Regions from separate parts of the Homo sapiens genome. Here region 2 is linked to region 1. The links are chromatin loops, found by intact Hi-C in ENCODE. Cell type or tissue: gastrocnemius medialis. All regions are shown on one strand. Each heading gives the region's core, and the rest is flanking DNA. Links, peaks and the distances in the headings are about the cores only. Region 1 has its middle 84 kb from the start of LINC03041. Region 2 overlaps BNC2 (basonuclin zinc finger protein 2).

Region 1 (8,654 bases), core at 1,374-6,373:
GAGTAGATTGCAAAAATTTTCTCCCATTCTGTAGGTTGCCTGTTCACTCTGATGGTAGTTTCTTTTGCTGTGCAGAAGCTCTTCAGTTTAATTAGATCCCATTTGTCAATTTTGGCTTTGGTTGCCATTGCTTTTGGTGTTTTAGACATGAAGTCCTTGCCCAGGCCTATGTCCTGAATGGTATTTCCTAGGTTTTCTTCTAGGGTTTTTATGGTTTTAGGTCTAACATGTAAGTCTTTAATCCATCTTGAATTCATTTTTGTATAAGGTGTAAGGAAGGGATCCAGTTTCAGCTTTCTACATATGGCTAGCCAGTTTTCCCAGCACCATTTATTAAATAGGGAATCCTTGCCCCATTTCTTGTTTTTGTCAGGTTTGTCAAAGATCAGGTAGTTGTAGATATGCAGCATTATTTCTGAGGGCTCTGTTCTGTTCCATTGGTCTATATATCTGTTTTGGTACCAGTACCATGCTGTTTTTGTTACTGTAGCCTTGTGGTATGGTTTGAAGTCAGGTAGCGTGATGCCTCCAGCTTTGTTCTTTTGGCTTAGGATTGACTTGGCAATGCGGGCCCTGTTTTGGTTCCATGTGAACTTTAAAGTAGTTTTTTCCAACTCTATGAAGAAAGTCATTGGTAGCTTGATGGGGATAGCATTGAATCTATAAATCACCTTGGGCAGTATGGCCATTTTCACGATATTGATTCTTCCCACCCATGAGCATGGAATGTTCTTCCATTTGTTTGTGTCCTCTTTCATTTCATTGAGCAGTGGTTTGTAGTTCTCCTTGAAGAGGTCCTTCACATCCCTTGTAAGTTGGATTCCTAGGTATTTTATTCTCTTTGAAGCAATTGTGAATGGGAGTTCACTCATGATTTGGCTCTCTGTTTGTCCGTTGTTGGTGTATAAGAATGCTTGTGATTTTTGCACATTGATTTAATATTTCTATCAAGACTCACTATCAAGAAGGCACTGCAGATTTTGTGGGTTCTTAAAGTCCGTGTTGTAAAGATAAATTAGGTATATGAGGTTGAGGGGGAAAACCAGGGCAAAAAATGTTTTCCTGTGGAAACCACCAAGCTTGCTCTGGGGGTTGAGTGTGGATGTCAACTTAGGAAATCATGGGTCTTCCAGGTTATTCCTGGAATGAGAAGACCTTCAAAGAGCAACACAGGGCCATTCCAGAGGACAGATGCCACCACAGACACTGTCTTGGGCCTTCTCTGACCCAGAGCTAGAAAGGCATCTATGAAAAAATTTCCCTCCTAATCAAAACCAGCTGCTGAGTAGGGTCTATGTGCAGTTTCCAGGGGCATTGCTTCCTATAGGAGCACTGAAGTATCACTTGAATGCTAAACCTTACTAGAAATGTAACAAGATGAGAAAAGTTGCATTCATCAAAAGTACATGTGTAGATGGAATATTTCAATTAAATGTTCTTTGCAGTGGGTTGGGCTTTCACAATACTTGCATGTCTTTTCATCTTCAAAGGAAATCAGGTCTAGTTTGCTGCAGAGCTTTTGTTTATTTGAGTGGCATATGCAAATTTGAGGCAGAGCAGAATTGTTAGAAGAGCAAAGGAAAGACCTATCACTTTTCTTAACTGTCTTCTTTCTCTTTCCCTTACTCCTCCACAAAAATGTTGAACAGATATTTAAAGAAAATCAATATGGAGGCATGTTCCATTATTAGGCTTCCTACTAAGACCATCATGTCAGCATCTGGCTTTGTTCCTAATGCATTGATGGTTTAAAGCTCACTGGCCAACTTATCTTGTGACCCTAATCACCATGCTTTCTGCTATTGCACTGTTAATTATACTTCCATGAGAAAGTGGGAAAGAAAAAAGAAATAAGGAAGGGAATATAAAACAGTCAAGTATTCTACTTTTTGACAATTCTAACTTTTGAAAGAGGGGTAAAAATCAATGGAGAAGGTTGAAATGAATGTCTAAAATGAGGTTTAACACATGGGGGCCAGTTGGGGGGTGGGGGCGAGGGGAGGGAGAACATTGGGACAAATAGCTAATATATGCAGGGCTTAAAACCTAGATGACGGGTTGACAGGTGCAGCAAACCACCATGGCACACGTATACCTATGCAACAAATAGTTCTACACTTGTGTCCCAGAACTTGAAGTAAAATAAAAATACAAATGAGGTTTAAAAGTTGCCTATATCTGACTTTTAAAATCATGTACACTAAAAGGGATTTTCAAGAGGCTTTGCAGATGAGGAGGCATTGCAGATTTTCAAACTGACTGCAGGTCATGATGCTATTATAACATATAATAAAGCTAATCAATGAGGTACAGGAAAGGGTCCCTAAGACTGAAAAAGTATGAAGGATGTGTCTGGTCATCATGTCTTTTCCTTTCTCTTCCCTTTTTTTTTTTTTTTTTTTTTTTTTGAGACAGGGTCTCACTCTGTCACCCAGGCTGGAGTGCAGTGGTGCAATCCCAGCTCACTGCAGCCTTGACCTCCTGGGCTCAGGTGATCCTCTTACCTCAGTCTCCCTCATAGCTGTGACTACAGGTATGCACCACCACACCCGTCTGATTTCTGTATTTTTTTTAGAGATGGGGTTTCGCCATGTTGCCCAGGCTGGTTTCCAACACCTGGGCTCAAGTGATCCACCATCTCGGCCTCCCAGAGTGCTGGGATTCCAGGTGGGAGCCACTGTGCATGGCCCTGGTCATCATTTCTTTGTGTTCTCTTCTTCCTTTTACCTAATGAGAGATAGGGGAAGAGGACCCCAGGATTACTCAGGAAATAGCACAACCAGCCTGGGTTATGTACTTTTATTTGAGAGAGATTTATGTAGTGATTATTATATGTCAGATACTGTTCCAGCAGATTCTGAATACTAACCCATTTTATGACCATCACAACCCCATTAGGCAGGTACTGTTATTTCCATTTTATAGATGAGGCAACCAAGGCACACCACTAGTGCATGACAGCACTAGGGTGCATGCAGACAATCTGGCTCAGAATCCATGCTGTTAGCTACTAAGCCTGCCTGACCTCAGAGCTTTGCTCTTTAAATTTTTCCAGAAATCTTTACTGAAATCCCCGGTGATCTGCCTAAACTAATGAACGTACAGAGATCTGGTGCCAGTGGGAGCACAGAGACTTTGCTGTCTGGGAAGTGGTCCCTGGAAGGGCCTTCAGGATGGAACAATAGAGCAACAGAATGACTCCCAGAGGAAATTTCCCAAGTTTCACACAACTTGGGAGCAGAGGGAGGAAGGCGGGGAGGGTGAGTCTGTGGCTGGAAGATGCAGTCCATATGGGATTACATGAAGACATCTGTATATATGTGTTTGGAGGTCTGTGTACATGTGGTTCTGGTTGGGTGTCCCTGTGTGTGAAAGTGTTCATGCATTTATGTTTTAATACCCACCATATGCATGTGCGTGTGTGTGTGTGTGCATGTATGTGTTTGTATATACATCCATGGGCTTGTTAATATACATGAAAGGTGCAAGAATAGCCTCCTTGTAAAGTGACTTGGTTTCTGTCTTAGTGAATTCAAATTCACATCCAGGAATTCTAAAATCAACAATTTTTATTTTTCCTGAAAGGGCCATTATTTGCTTAGAAGTCCATAGGATGAGCAATACATTTGGCATTCTTCTCTTATCTTTAGTGAAGCTGAGGCCCAGTTGGAGACGAACACAGAGTCCCCTGGTATGCAGGCTCTCTGAGCCAGAGCCCATTCCTGTGGGCAGCCAGGACCTGTCCCTGGGGCTCATAGACATTAGCCATCCAGCTGTCAAATAGAGATATGGAAGGACCTTCCAGGTTCCATTTTTCCAAACCTTTAAATCTTAAGATCCCATCCAAGGCCAGCCCTGCTGACCCCAGCAACACTGTTTATTCAAGGGCTTTTCAGGGAGCCACTGCCTACACTGACAGGGACAAGGAGGCACAGCATAATTGCTATCTGTTGCTGCTGCTGCTGCTGCAGTTTTAGCACAAACTGTGAGCACGTCTGTGGGCATTTGTCTGTCTGCAGAGAGGTCAGTCCAGACTTCTCTCACCGGAAGGCGATGGCTGGAGTGCTATTCCTAAGGAAGCAAAGAACGAGGGGTGGAGAGAGTCGTCCCCGGAATTGCATGGCTTGGGGCTTGGTCCAGATTGCGTGGCGAGGAGGGTAAGCAGGCCCAGCAGAGGGCGCCACCGCGCTGGCTCTCTTCTCCCGCGCAGTGCAGGCAACGGGGCGGTGTTCAGGAAGGCCAAGGAAGGATAGATTCTCGATACTGTACCCCCACCCCACCCGCCTCTGCCTCCCTCCTTCTCCTATCTCTTCTCTCCTCCCTGCCCCCTCCCTCCCTTCCCACCTCTCTCTCAGTCTTTCTTTCTTTCCATCTCTAGCCCCTCACCCCCCTCCCCAACTTGAGCAGGTCACCCCAGGGAACCTCAAGTCTAGTAACTGAGTGTTAATTATGTCTGAGTGGATTCTGGAGAAAAAGAAAACCATATACTGTATCAGCAGAGAAATGGTTTCACTGTGAGGAAACTAATGATGCTTTTATCAGGAACAATATAAAGATTGCTTTTTTACTAGTGTGTGTCCCATAGGGTTCAGGGCTATGAGATATTTCTGTATCTGGCTTTAGGTTCCTCTGAGCTTTTACATAATCAAATCAATAGAGCCATGATTCACCCTCTGGCAACAACTGCTCCCTGCAAGTTTGCTGTTGCATCTTTAGTGGCGAAAGAGAAAATAAATAAATATATGGAAAGGAACTTATTATGAATCTGTAAAAACATTGATTTGTTTCGTCTTCAGTCTTCCTTTTTAATTGCTTTGCATACACATGTACACACACACTGTGAGGGTCTAGGTTCACAGCCGGTCAGAGAATGAGGTGGCTGACGATTGCCCAGGTATTTGCCATTGTCTGATGGGAAGAGATGGGTTCTGTTGAGCAGAATCAGAGGTGGAGATGTGCTGCTTGCCTGTCCTCCCGTGTCTTTTTCAGACATTTTATTCATCTTCTCTCCCATCCCTGTGAATTCCCTACATTCCAGGCATGATTTTGGTTCTTCCCTTTCTCTTTGAGTTATATTGTTTTTATCAGAAATTTCCCTCCCCTCTGCCTGGCAGAAATGATCACCCTTGGACCTACATCTGTCCCCAGCAGCATCAGTGAGGCCGCAGACTTCTCACCCTCCCCAGCCCCCATTCTAAGAACAGCTGGTTAGGACCTCAGTGAGAATACAATATGGGAGTGGGCAGGAGCAGAGAGAGCAGATCTCACCATTTACTCTGGAGACACATCTTTCCTTCTCATTTCTCCTATCCCCAAACCTCCGAGTTCACGGAAAGAGAGCACCAGGAATAACTCCTAAAGTCTTTCAGGACACAGGCAGTTTGCCACTCCTTTCCCTCCTTTCTTTAAGTAAATAAGCAAAGGCATCTTTCAGGCTAAAACATGGGGGAGGATTCAGTGTTGTGCTACTGTGTCATCTACTTTTCACAGGCAAATTTAGATGACCAGGGCCTCAAAACACAGGTGTTTCAGTGTCACTTGCTGCTTTGCATTGACAAAGTCAACCGATAAAATAGGTATGTTCAGCTGGGCTTGGAGAAATAAAAACAGGGACTCACTGGCAGTCCAGCTGGTCACAGAGACAGGGAAAGGTTGTTTTGTATTTTCTACTCCAGTCCCCAACTTAGAGGCCTTGTTCATAGATAGGCTTCATTCTTCCCATCCTTCAGAAGCAGAAAAACATTAGAAGTAATAACAGAGACGAGGCAGGAAAGAAAAGCCACTTATGTAATCAGGTGTGCTGGGACCTGGGGATGACAGTGTCACAAAAATAAAATGGCTCCCTAATGATGACAGAGTCTTATTACCAAAGCCATGCTCCTGTGACAGTGCTGCCAGGCTCCTCTGAGAGGACAGCAATGACAGAATTCTTTAAGGACCTACTTTGGGTAAATATTTGTCCCTAAAGAACATCATCTTTGAGGACCCTCAATCCTATAATCTGGGAGTCCCAGGCATTTGGACAGATGGGATCCAGCTTGGGTTTCAGGAAAGAAAGGGACTTTCATACAGCGCTGGGGACTGTGATACCAGCAACACAGTGTATTAGCATACAAACAATTGCAATGGTGGCCATTTATTGAATATCTACCTTGTACCAAAGACTATGCCGGGAGCTTTGTGCAGACTATTGCATTAAGTTAACTTTCACCCTCAAGACAGTATAGCAAAGAAAGGCTTATTATTCCCATAATTGGGACTTGAGACTCAAAAAGATTACATAATTTGCTCAAGGCCACGGAATTGGTACAAGATTGAGCGGGGTTCCAACTAAGTCTCTTTGAGCCTCACATCTCCGGTCTTCCTGCCATGCCAGCATCATAGAAAGTGTTGAAAACATGCTAAGTTAACCTTGAATGGATCCTGGACAACTTTATTTAAAAATTATATAATTATGTACTTTAAAAACGTATTCAAAATCTTATTGTTACCACATTAAACCATGGATATTATTCTTAGAAAAAGGCTATTCTTTGGCTTAAAAAAAGGGAATCGCTATAAATCAAGTAAGTAAATATATTGAGATGATAGGGAGGATGGATACAGTAAAAATTATGAAGGAGATGAACAGATGACTGGAGGTTGGGGGATGCCACAGCCGGCTGTGCTGCCTTGAAGGGCAGTGAGAATGTTGTTAGTAGCTGCCTAGAATGTTGTGTAGAGAAGGAGTCTGAGGCCCCATGCATTGTCTGTTAGTGACGTCTGCCATGGCGCACGGGGAAGCACTGGAGGTTGCTGGGGGTAACAGCAAATTGTGAGGTCTCCTCGCTCTCTTGAATCAAGCCCAACATGCTCCTTTTTCAGAGGAGGAGGAAGCCCAGAGAAATGAACTGAACTTTTCAAATGTCTCAAGGCAATGATTCTACAACCAGTTGCCTCTTTCTAAGAGGCCCAAACATTTACTCGTGGTTCCCAGTCAATATATTTTGTCTTTTGGGGAGTGGGGATCATGGTTTTTAATAATTTCACCCAGTTTAGATTCTTTCCAGTAGAAAGGCAGACCTGGATTAGAATCCTGCCTTATTCCACGTGTGCTACAGGAAGTAACCGTGTCCCTTTTAACCTCTGAAGTTTCTTCCTCTGTGTAGTGGAGTACGTCACCATCACAGTGCTGTTGTGAGGGTTGAATGAAATAAACCACCTAGAGCATTGATTATGAAATGCAAAGTCGAAGTTCAAGAAATGGTGCCTAATGTTGTCTCTTTCCCTTGTCTACAAAATGGATACTTGTTACAAGCCTACCAGGTGCCTCAACCTTTAACCAGTAGGGTTTTCACTACCATGAAACAAGGGGCAATTCCATGTTCGACACATGCTCGGGAGGCTCTGCTGACTCTCCCAGGCCTTCATGGCCATCATCGTTGGGCATGCAGCCCACCACCCTCCCAGCACAGACACACAGATCCCGACCACACACTCCCAACCAGAAATATCCAAAAATACACTAAGAAAAATCCAATAATACTTACTTGAGGTTCTTAAACTCTTTCTTTGGGGGTAGATAGATACAAGGCAGTAAACCAGCATAGGGAAAGAAAAATAGCAAAAAACAAACAAACCAAAAAAACACCTAATAAAAAAATCCCATAGGAAGGAAATGGAACCCCCCCCCACCCACCCCAAAATGGATCTAAACTGTGTGGTTGCCGGAGCTGCTTTCCTGAAAAGAGGGCCAGAAACTGAGAGCATGGAGCGCTTAGACTGGAATTGTTTTCTAAACAGAATTTTTTAGGGTATATTTTTCACATATATTACCCTTTCTCAAAATGCCCTGGCCAAAAGTAGTAAAAATGCTGTACTATTAAACTTAAGTTAGGGGCCTGTGTTGGCTGAGGGACCCAGCTGGGTTTCTTCTGGCAACCGGAGAAAGAAGGAGGCGGGAAAGTGCCACTGCGCCCTATTACCCTCAGGTGCCCATTTGGTGCCAACTGGGGGATGTTTGATTGAACTTGGCCCCTAGCTAAGAACAGTGGGGGTGGGAGTGGGGGAAAAGTAAGAGACAGTTTAAAAAATAATGAAGGGACATAGGTATGTTGAGAAGAAAAAAAGAAAGAAAAATCACATCTGCATATTTTCTGAATGAGCAAGAGAGGTTATGATTACAGCTTCATTTTGTGTTCCTTGTTAAAAAGAGGCAGGGCCTCCTAGGACTTGGCAGTGGGTGCCTAGAGGTATGGTAAGAAGAGGGTGGAGAATGGCCCAAGTTTTATTCAAAACAGTAGGTTTTAGCTAAAGCCAAGTTGGGCAAAAGAGACATGTTCACAAGTCATCACCAGTTGTGGCCAAAGAAAGGTCACTTTCCATCTTGTGATTTTCCACGGTCCTTGGGGACCAAATTGAAAGCTTTAGGGCTTTGACTTTGTCCTCAGGAAAGTAAACTCAGCTTGAAGTACAAGTTCCTGGTGGCACACTGGGTCACATTGCCACGACGAAAGTCCAGCACACCCTGACTTGCTGGAGGATACCTGAGGAAAGGTCTGTGGTCGGAGCTGAGTGGGTTTATTGATCTTACTGGAAAATGGGCATTTCAGCTTCTCTCCAAGGAACCAGCCCAGACGTGTCAGCAAAGAGTCCCTTTGGACACATTGACCCAA
Region 2 (8,654 bases), core at 2,063-7,062, 640 kb after region 1:
CAAGTAAAATCTACTACAAGAAAATAAAGGGAGGGAAAGGCACTTGCCTGTCCTCAGTCACCTCCTGGCCCTGTTCTCCCAAACTGTTATCTCCTTGATAAGCAGTGGTGCTCTCAGGTGCTTTCATATTCTCAATGCTCCAGCAGGAGTGATGACTGAGAGGCCCCCAGGCACCTCGAACCAATGCTGTCACTTCTAGTCACTGCTAGGCCCAGCTAATGCCATGCCTGTCATGACAAGCACCAGCCACCTAAAGGCACCACACCTCTGCCTCGACAAAACATACCTCTGAAAAAAGTATGAGCCACAGAGGGAACCTGTTTCAGGGGTTGCCAAGGGAAGCCAAACTTGTCTATAAACAGCAGAGGCACAGTGAAAGAGAACCCAAAGCCACAGATACAAGAGGACTGTTAGCCTGGAGTGCAAATAATTGTTCTACTTCCTGTGCATAGATTGTTTGGGAGGGGAGGGGGAAAAGGACATACGAAGATACGGTTTGACCAGGCTAAACTGGGTTTAGTTGTCAGCCTAAACCTGCCATCTGGTGTTAAGATATAGCAGATCACACCCCAGATGTGTTCCTTCAAACAAATCACATCTTTTTTCTTACCCCTCTTTTTTTTTTCTTTCTGTAAAGAGAGAGGTGCCTGCCAAAGATACGAATCAGTGGAAGTTTACTTTATACTAAAAATTCTCGTTAATTTACTCAGCCGAATGAGGAGGTATGTCATTTATGCACTCACAGCCCAAATGCAACCACTTTTCAAAGATGGTACCTAGAGATGCTGAGCTGAAAATCATTTATTTTCTACTCATCAACCGTCAAAGTTGGGGCTATCCTTAGTCACCCAAAAGCCATTTCATCTGAAAATCAAAATTTATTTCAGTACAGTAGAGTTCTGAAATCCCTATTCTCCTCTTTATTTTTGTCTCAATATCTCATTCCACAATTGGGGTGGGGAAGGGTTATGCAGTGCTATCATTTGCACCTCATTACACTTGGGCTGGAGCTTTGAGAAAGCTGATATTCCCTCTAAATTTTTACAGATGCTTCTAGTTTACCAGTTCATGACTGCACTACTAGAAAAGACTTCCTGCCTCTAAACTGCTTGCTGGCATGTATGCTGAATTTCAAAATCCCTGAAAAAAGTAAACCTTTGTGGTGTTCTCTTAACTTTCTTCCTGGGGAGGAGGAGGAGGGGAGGGTCACCCAAACCAAGCAAAATCTTTTTCTCCTATGGAGTGAGACTAAAGCTCAGAAACATTCCCTCCTAACTACTGGCTCTTCATTTTGATTTGGAAATCACTTCACAAAAATGTTCATTAACTGAACGTTATTTGTGGAAGGTGTTTTTCATTAGAAATTATGATTGTGACATGTTCATTAAATTGTGAAAATAGTTCAACCACAGACAGTCTTTCACCTGAGCATAACTGTATTTTTTTTTTGCATGTGTCATTTGAAAAACACTTTGGACAGAGAGAAGGGACACTTTCTAAACTAGCAAACCCCTTTGTTTAATGGTTCCAGGGTTTTTCAAAGTTCAGGGCAGGTGACACTGGTCTGTTCCTAATCTTTACTGTGTTAGCAATGTTAAGGCTGATGACGAGGGACACAAATCCCCTGATGGAACTGAATGCATTCCAAGCTCCCCGACCCACTCAAAGCCATAATCCCCTGCAGCTGGATCTTACTTACCACCATGCACAGCTAACACATTTTTTAAAAGCTAGTCACTGGTGACAAATGTAAACTGGACACAACAGCCCCCCTTTCTCCTTACTTCACTCCCCCCCGCTCAATCTTCCCCCATAACCCAGAGACTTGCTGTTTCTGTGATGGATAGGACCTGCCTTTTAGAACCACCAAGCCTGTGCCATATAGCTCTGCTCTAAGTAACTAGAAGGTTTTAAAAGCATCTTCAGCTGTCAGACTGTAACAAAAACAACAAAAAAGTCATCCTTAACACAAACATTTCACAACTGAGAAAACCCTCTAAGTTGCGATTATCACTGCCATACGGAGGTCCACTATTTATTTAGCTCTCACATGCAGGAAAACTGTCTGGCACTCTTGCTGCTTGATTAAATTAAGCTGCTTGCCATATTCTTGGGTATAATAAATGCAAAAGAAAATTTTAAACTTGAGATTCTTTTCTATCTTTTGGACTCTTTTACTTTTTACTTTTGGCAGAAAAATGACTGAAATATAGTAAACAAGTAGCCCTTTATGGAAGGCAAGCATGTTTTCACCATGGATTTTGATCATCTACTTAGAAAGGGAAACCCCAATAACCCAAGTGGACAATAGCTCTGTGCTGGATCAAGTCTCCAAATCCAGGGCAACAAACTATGGAAAATAGCCTAAAGACAGATGAAATGATGGATGGATAGATGGATGGATGGATGATCGATGGATGGATGAATACACAGAGCTATCTAAATAAGAAAAAAATTTTCTAAATGCTATCAAAATTCCATATAATACAGATGACAGATTTTGATGAAGGGACAAGCTATCCACTTCACCTGATGCAGAAAAACCAAAGGTTAATGTATGTAACTTTTTTGGTTTATTCCAGTTCCCAGATAACCAGCAATAAGTGCTATGATTTAAGCGATGTTACCAATTAGACTTGGAGATAGCTACCACAGCACTGACTATAATGCTTACATTGCATTAGGTTTAATTACTGTAAAGTTACATCTGGAGAGGAAAACATAATTTTATAACCACTCTCAGCATTCTAACTTGTGCTCAGTCTCTGCACGATACATATTTGCCCAAGTAATTGAAGCCCTACAAGGCACCACAGTTAATAATGTGTAACTAGGAGAAACACATGGAAAAGCGACAAGCAGGTCTCTGTGAATTAAATTCACATGTAATTATGTGACCTTTCAGTGTTCTTCTAGTCTTCCTGAGAGCAGGTACTCCAGAGCAGCTGCGACCAGCCTCAGTGGGACCCACTGAACAGGAATTTGACTGAGAGTGGAGGAAAGAGGTATTGTACTGATGGAGAAAGATGAAGACAATTGCTTGGGTGAGTCCAGCTCTGATTCTCCTACTTGTCACTCATTGTCATATTCCTAGAATCCGGAGAACTCAGTCAACACATGAGTAATTCGATCAAAAAGGAAAACTATAAACTTTGTTGTTCATGGTGACTTAAGTGCATTGGGTCTCAACCTAAAAATGGGGTGCGTGCAAAGGAGTGGAATTTGTGAGTACTGGTGAAAGAACAAGAAAAGGAGATTAAGAGATTCTATGTGCACACGTGTGTAAAAGAGTATCATGGTACATATGGGAAGAAGTGTGAAACATGTATAGCTGGCTACATTTTTCAAGACTGAATTACAGTACAGGAATACAAAAACAAAAAAGAAAATGGGCCCCTATAATTTATAAATCTCAGACTCATGATTAATGGCAACATGTATTTTGTTTGAATCCATATGATATGCCCATTCATCCAAAAAACATTTATTGAGGCATGTCTGTATTCTTCATAAAGTGATCAAAGATGGCAGTGCTTTATAGAATTACCTTATATATCCATTATAAACTGAAAGCAGTATTTCTACTACTAACACTAAATGATCTCAGGTCTAAATTTCCATGTCTGCAATGATATGTTCACACTATAAAGTCATCCAAAATCCTACACAAAATGTAAAAAGTACCTCAGGAAAAAAATTGACAGACATAACCAGACATCTGCATGCTACTTAAAATGTGATAAAAATGGAGTAGCTTAATCAAATCTTTTAATACCAAAATATTCTATAACTGTGCCCAAAAAAAAATCACAGGTTCAAATAAATTTGTAACTAATCCAGTGAGAAATACTGATTATATTTTATAGAAAAACCACAGCAAACAACACATTATATTTACCTGAACTTCCAGGTATCAATTCATAATACTTACAAAACCCTAACTGAAAATGCTTAGTCTTGAGTAAGCATAAACCCTTCCCATGAAATGAATATAAAATTAATACTGTCTCTTTAAGTTACAGGACCTGCTATAGTTAGGTAGTATGAAGCCAAGAATACGTTCTGAAGCTTAACTCTCAGGAGCAAACATTTTCTACTTGTGAAGTAAACTCTGTTGAAAGACAGCAGACTACGGTCCCACCAGTAAAAACAGGAAAGTTTTCAGCCAGTGACAGCTTTGCCTACAGAGAAAAAAAAAGTGTCACAGACTCACTTTATTAAACCATATGCTCATTGCCCTGTGAAGAAAGCAGGGTCACTAATTAGTTCATTCTGTGAAAGAAGCCCTTCCTGATCCCGTTGACTTTTGTCCCCCTGGTTAGCTCCAGCTATTTCTGTCATGCAACTTGAAAATCACTGGAGGGAGGAAGATCGCCATAACAACCGCTGAAATGATCTTGTGGAATGTGTCTAGTGGCACTGGAATAACCTGAATATGTGCTCCAGATGTGTCGGCTGTCAGGAAAAAAGTAAACACATCTGATGGACAGCGTATGACTAGATGGCCCCGAAGCGACTCCAGAGGCTGGGGCGCGGGGGAGAGGCCGCATGTGTGAGCAGGGGGGCGGCGGGGTGGGCTGGGCAGAGCAGAAGGGAGGCGAGCCAGGAGCCGGCACGAGGCACCAGGGGACCTGGGGCCTGGGGCGGCCTGGGAGGACTGAGCGCGACTGTTCCGCCCGCGTCCCTCCCCTGAGTGGCCTCTGCGGGACTGCAGCGGCCTCTGCGAATTTCCGTCTGGCACGGACTTGTGAGCATTAGGGAGCAAACTACAACATGAATGCTGAGGAAGGGTAGAAGAGAGGAGCGGGCTCAAAACGCTTTCTGTCTTAAATATTAATGGCAACATGTTTTTAAAGCATTCTATCTTCAGGGTAGGGCTGTCTCCTGGCCCCTACTCACCCTTTACCAAATGAATGGTTTTGCTTTTTTGTTCCATATGCATACTCAAGCACTCTTTTTATTAGGTGACTGGGTGATTACATTCCTGATCCGAATATGTTGTCTTTTTTGATGGTGGTGGTGTTCCGCAGACTTTCACAAGTTGGACAAGTGGGTTGGTTCCCTAACCCAAAACATTTTTTAAAAATATTTTTCTAATAAAATACATAGAAATGACTAGAAAACACGATATAGGCCAAAACACATTCTCACCTTAGTTCCTATTCTCAGGGGTGTTTGCAAAGAGGAGGATTTAGATCTATGCCCAGTGCTAACATTCACAAACAAAACGGCAATTCTACAAACATCTTAACGCACAGTAGGCACTTGTTAAATATTTGCTGATCAAAATATTTTTAATGTACAAAATTCAACTACAAATGCTACTTGGGTTCTACATATAAACAGTGGCAGGGATTACTTAAAAAAATAAGTAACCAAGCTTAAAAATACTTAAGAAAAATAAATAGGAAGTTTATTTCCCCAGGGGAACAGAAATGCCCCCCTAAAGAAAATAGAAAACACTATATTCACACTATAGGACACAAACCACCTACTTGTGCATGAATCCACCACATTTTAATGCCTATTTCTACTCCAATCATTTGTAGAATGGGCCTTACTTAAGTTTTAGAGACTATGTATAAAAATATTCACTACATTTCTGCTATAAATGCTTATATCTGTGAAAAGCCTAGAAGGTCTGTAAAGAAATTTACAATCTATGTGAAAAGCTTTTGAAACAACATATTCCATATTTTCTTTCAAAAACTCCACACAATTATATTTCAATAAAATATCTAACGGTTTTCCAACATGGTATAAACAAAAAACAAAACTGCATTGGAGGGCAATTATCTCTATAACATACACAGTTATCAGCTTGGCTAAGGCAAGGCAGTATTCACCTAGTATAGCTGTCCCTCAGTATCAGGGTGGTACGGAATGGTTGCAGGTCCCTCTGAGGATAGCAAAATCTTCGAACGCTCAAATCCCTTAAAAATTGGTGTAGCATTTGCATATAACCTACACACATCCTCTTATACTTGAAATCATCCCTAGATTACTAATACAATGTAAATGCTACGTAAATATTTGATATACTATACTGTGTAGGCAGTAATGACAAGAAAATATTCTATACTGAAACATCAGCAACGATGTAACATTTTCTGGATTTTTTCGCATTATTTTTGATCCACGGTTGGTTGAATCTGCGGGCGCAGAAACCATGGATACAGAAGGCCAACTGTATTTTCATTCAAGGTGATTGCCAACTTACAAATCTTGTTTCCATTTCTAAGTATCTAAGTACATTTTTCTCCTTTGATAAAACTCATTTAGTGACTCAGATTCTGAAAGTAGATCACCAAAGGGAAACAGAAAAAAGAAAAACATGAAAAATTATTATTTGAGAGCAGGAAATGGAAGAAATCTTCAACTTACTCTTTACTCTGTAATTCACACATTTAACCTGGCAGAGGAATACCCTAAGGATTCTTGGAGGCTGAAAGACTTAAAATTTGAGGAATGAAAGAATAGCAAGGGTGAATGGCACTGCTTCTGCCTTCTAGAAATTGGATTCCACTGGCAGCTGGCTGAATGAAGCCAGTAACAGATTCATGGTCGTGGAAAATGTTTCATCCTCTCAACGAAAACGTCATTATTTCCTCGTAACAGAAACTGTACTTCCTGACAAGTTAGACAACCTAAAACAATCAGTGTCAAGGTCCAATATATAAAATCTGTTGGCAACCTACAAAAAAGAAATAATCTGTGTATTTGCAATTATTTGCAGAGCCTACTTTATTATTATTCCAGTCTAATCTACCTCCACTCCCAAATTAAAAGACTTCAAAGGGGCTAACAGATTTCCAAATAAAATGCCAAACATTTAAGCCAAAATTATCAATGTGCACATTTGCACAATGAAGTGCCAAATGTCTAAAAGATGGATGAGCTTCAATGACCATTTTCATTCACCTTGATCTTGGCATTCAACCAATAAGTAAAGAGTTCACGTATATTCAAAGAACTGGAATATATCTGTATTCACTTGTGTGACATTTACTTATTTAAAATTTCTTAAACAGAACTTGCAGCTAACTTTTATGAGAAAAATGGCAAATAATGCGTTGACTCTCATGTCAAATTCAAAATAATGGTTTTTCAGTGAGAGGTTTTCTTGTTTGTTTTTTGGGCTTTTTGGGGGTGGTGCAATGTTGGTTATTAACAGCATCACAAGGTTAGAATGAAATTAAACCTGGAGTCAGCATAGGAAGTATTCAAGTTCCAAGAGTTATAAGATACCCATATGAACAGATTTGGTGGTTGAACTCGACACACTTCTGTCCTTAATCTACTGTGTGTTTTAAAAACTCAATCAAGTGCTCCTGGGTTATGGTTCCTCAAGCCACCAACTTTTCTTAGACAATGTCACACCAATTGCATCAAGCTCCATAGAGACTCTCCCTAATGCTTTTCTGTTTTACTCCACTGAGCAAATAATGGCAATGGTTATAACATGCACAGGCTATTAGATTTGCACTCCTATCAACCAAGATCTAGGAAACTTTGAAGAGTTTACCCATAATTTTTTGACCTTATCTACAGGTTTACAGACCAGCCATAACTATGAAGTTAAAGAAAGCCAGAAAAGTTGAATCCTCAAGCAAAACAAAACAAAAACTAATAGGACAATCAGCAAGCCAATCTATTAGAATTCCAGCTGGCTATGAGTAAAATACTGCAATGCAGCTTCCTGGATGTAGGATATTTCAACGGTCCATTTAGTAGGTTTCATTCATGCGCCCTTATTAAAACTACAAGGTAGTCTTCAAAGGAAAAATATGAAACTATTACATGTAGTTAAATACCAGTAGAAGAGAAAATCTAGAAGGTTCTTTGACGTCATCAGTCATGTGTCATGTTATCAAGGGAAAAGAAGCCATGAAGCACAGAATTCCAGAGAAAACCAGGCAATCTGTGAAACAGAACAGAGAACACAATATGTTTTGCCCAGTTTTAGAGGCCTAGAAGAGTTCCTTTCAAGAACATAGCTACAAGACTTGATCTGCTTACTATCATGTCATCAGTGTAGGCAATAGATGACATTAATTTCTGAAGACCTCCACCCCACTCGTGTCCTGACTGTAAAACAAGTGAATCAACGAATCCGAACCCAAGTTCTATAATAAACACAGAATATTCTCTCAAGGGTCTGTGAAATCCTCAAGACAAAACATACAGCACGTTAATTCCCAAAATACATATTTTTCCATATAGCATTTAGAGGTAGAAGGAGAACAAAGTGGTAAGAGCTGAACAAAACCTGAGAAAAGTCCCTGAATCCAAATTCCTTTTTTTTTTCTTTTTTTGAGATGGAGTCTCGCTCTGTCACCAGGCCGGAGTGCAGTGGCGCGATCTCGGCTTACTGCAACCCCCGCCCACTGGGTTCAAGCGATTCTCCTGCCTCAGCCTGCCGAGTAGCTGGGACTACAGGCACGCACCACCATAACCAGCTAATTTTTCTATTTTTAGTAGAGACGAGGTTTCACCATGTTGGCCAGGATAGTCTCAATCTCTTGACCTGGTGATCCGCCTGCCTTGACCTCCCAAAGTGCTGGGATTACAGGTGTAAGCCCCCCCGCCCTACCCAAATTCCTTCTTATTACAGTCCAGGAATCAGTCTTACAGAAGTAAATCAATTCACCCAA

What was found. A loop is a pair of places that touch in the nucleus more often than their neighbours do. Peaks named below come from ENCODE experiments on the same cell type or tissue, not always from the same donor. Only the 100,000 strongest peaks of a DNase experiment are listed, where the experiment ranks them.
Region 2: it touches region 1 in a loop (3-fold over the local background); 5 of 110 quality-filtered maps call a loop at or near these places.

What each region holds. Positions count from the first base shown.
Region 1 is chr9:16,188,185-16,196,838 of GRCh38, forward strand. No RefSeq gene overlaps it. Among named protein-coding and RNA genes, the nearest start is that of LINC03041, 84 kb to the right of the region's middle. In gastrocnemius medialis, for the core only: a CTCF peak has its summit at 4,171 (motif pointing right); a DNase peak (open chromatin) is centred at 4,167.
Region 2 is chr9:16,824,430-16,833,083 of GRCh38, forward strand. The region is part of intron 1 of BNC2 (basonuclin zinc finger protein 2); the gene reads right to left. Among named protein-coding and RNA genes, the nearest start is that of BNC2, 42 kb to the right of the region's middle. RefSeq lists an enhancer at 4,449-4,618. In gastrocnemius medialis, for the core only: no CTCF peak of the experiment used is centred there; a DNase peak (open chromatin) is centred at 4,712; H3K4me3 peaks cover 952 bases; H3K27ac peaks cover 1,196 bases.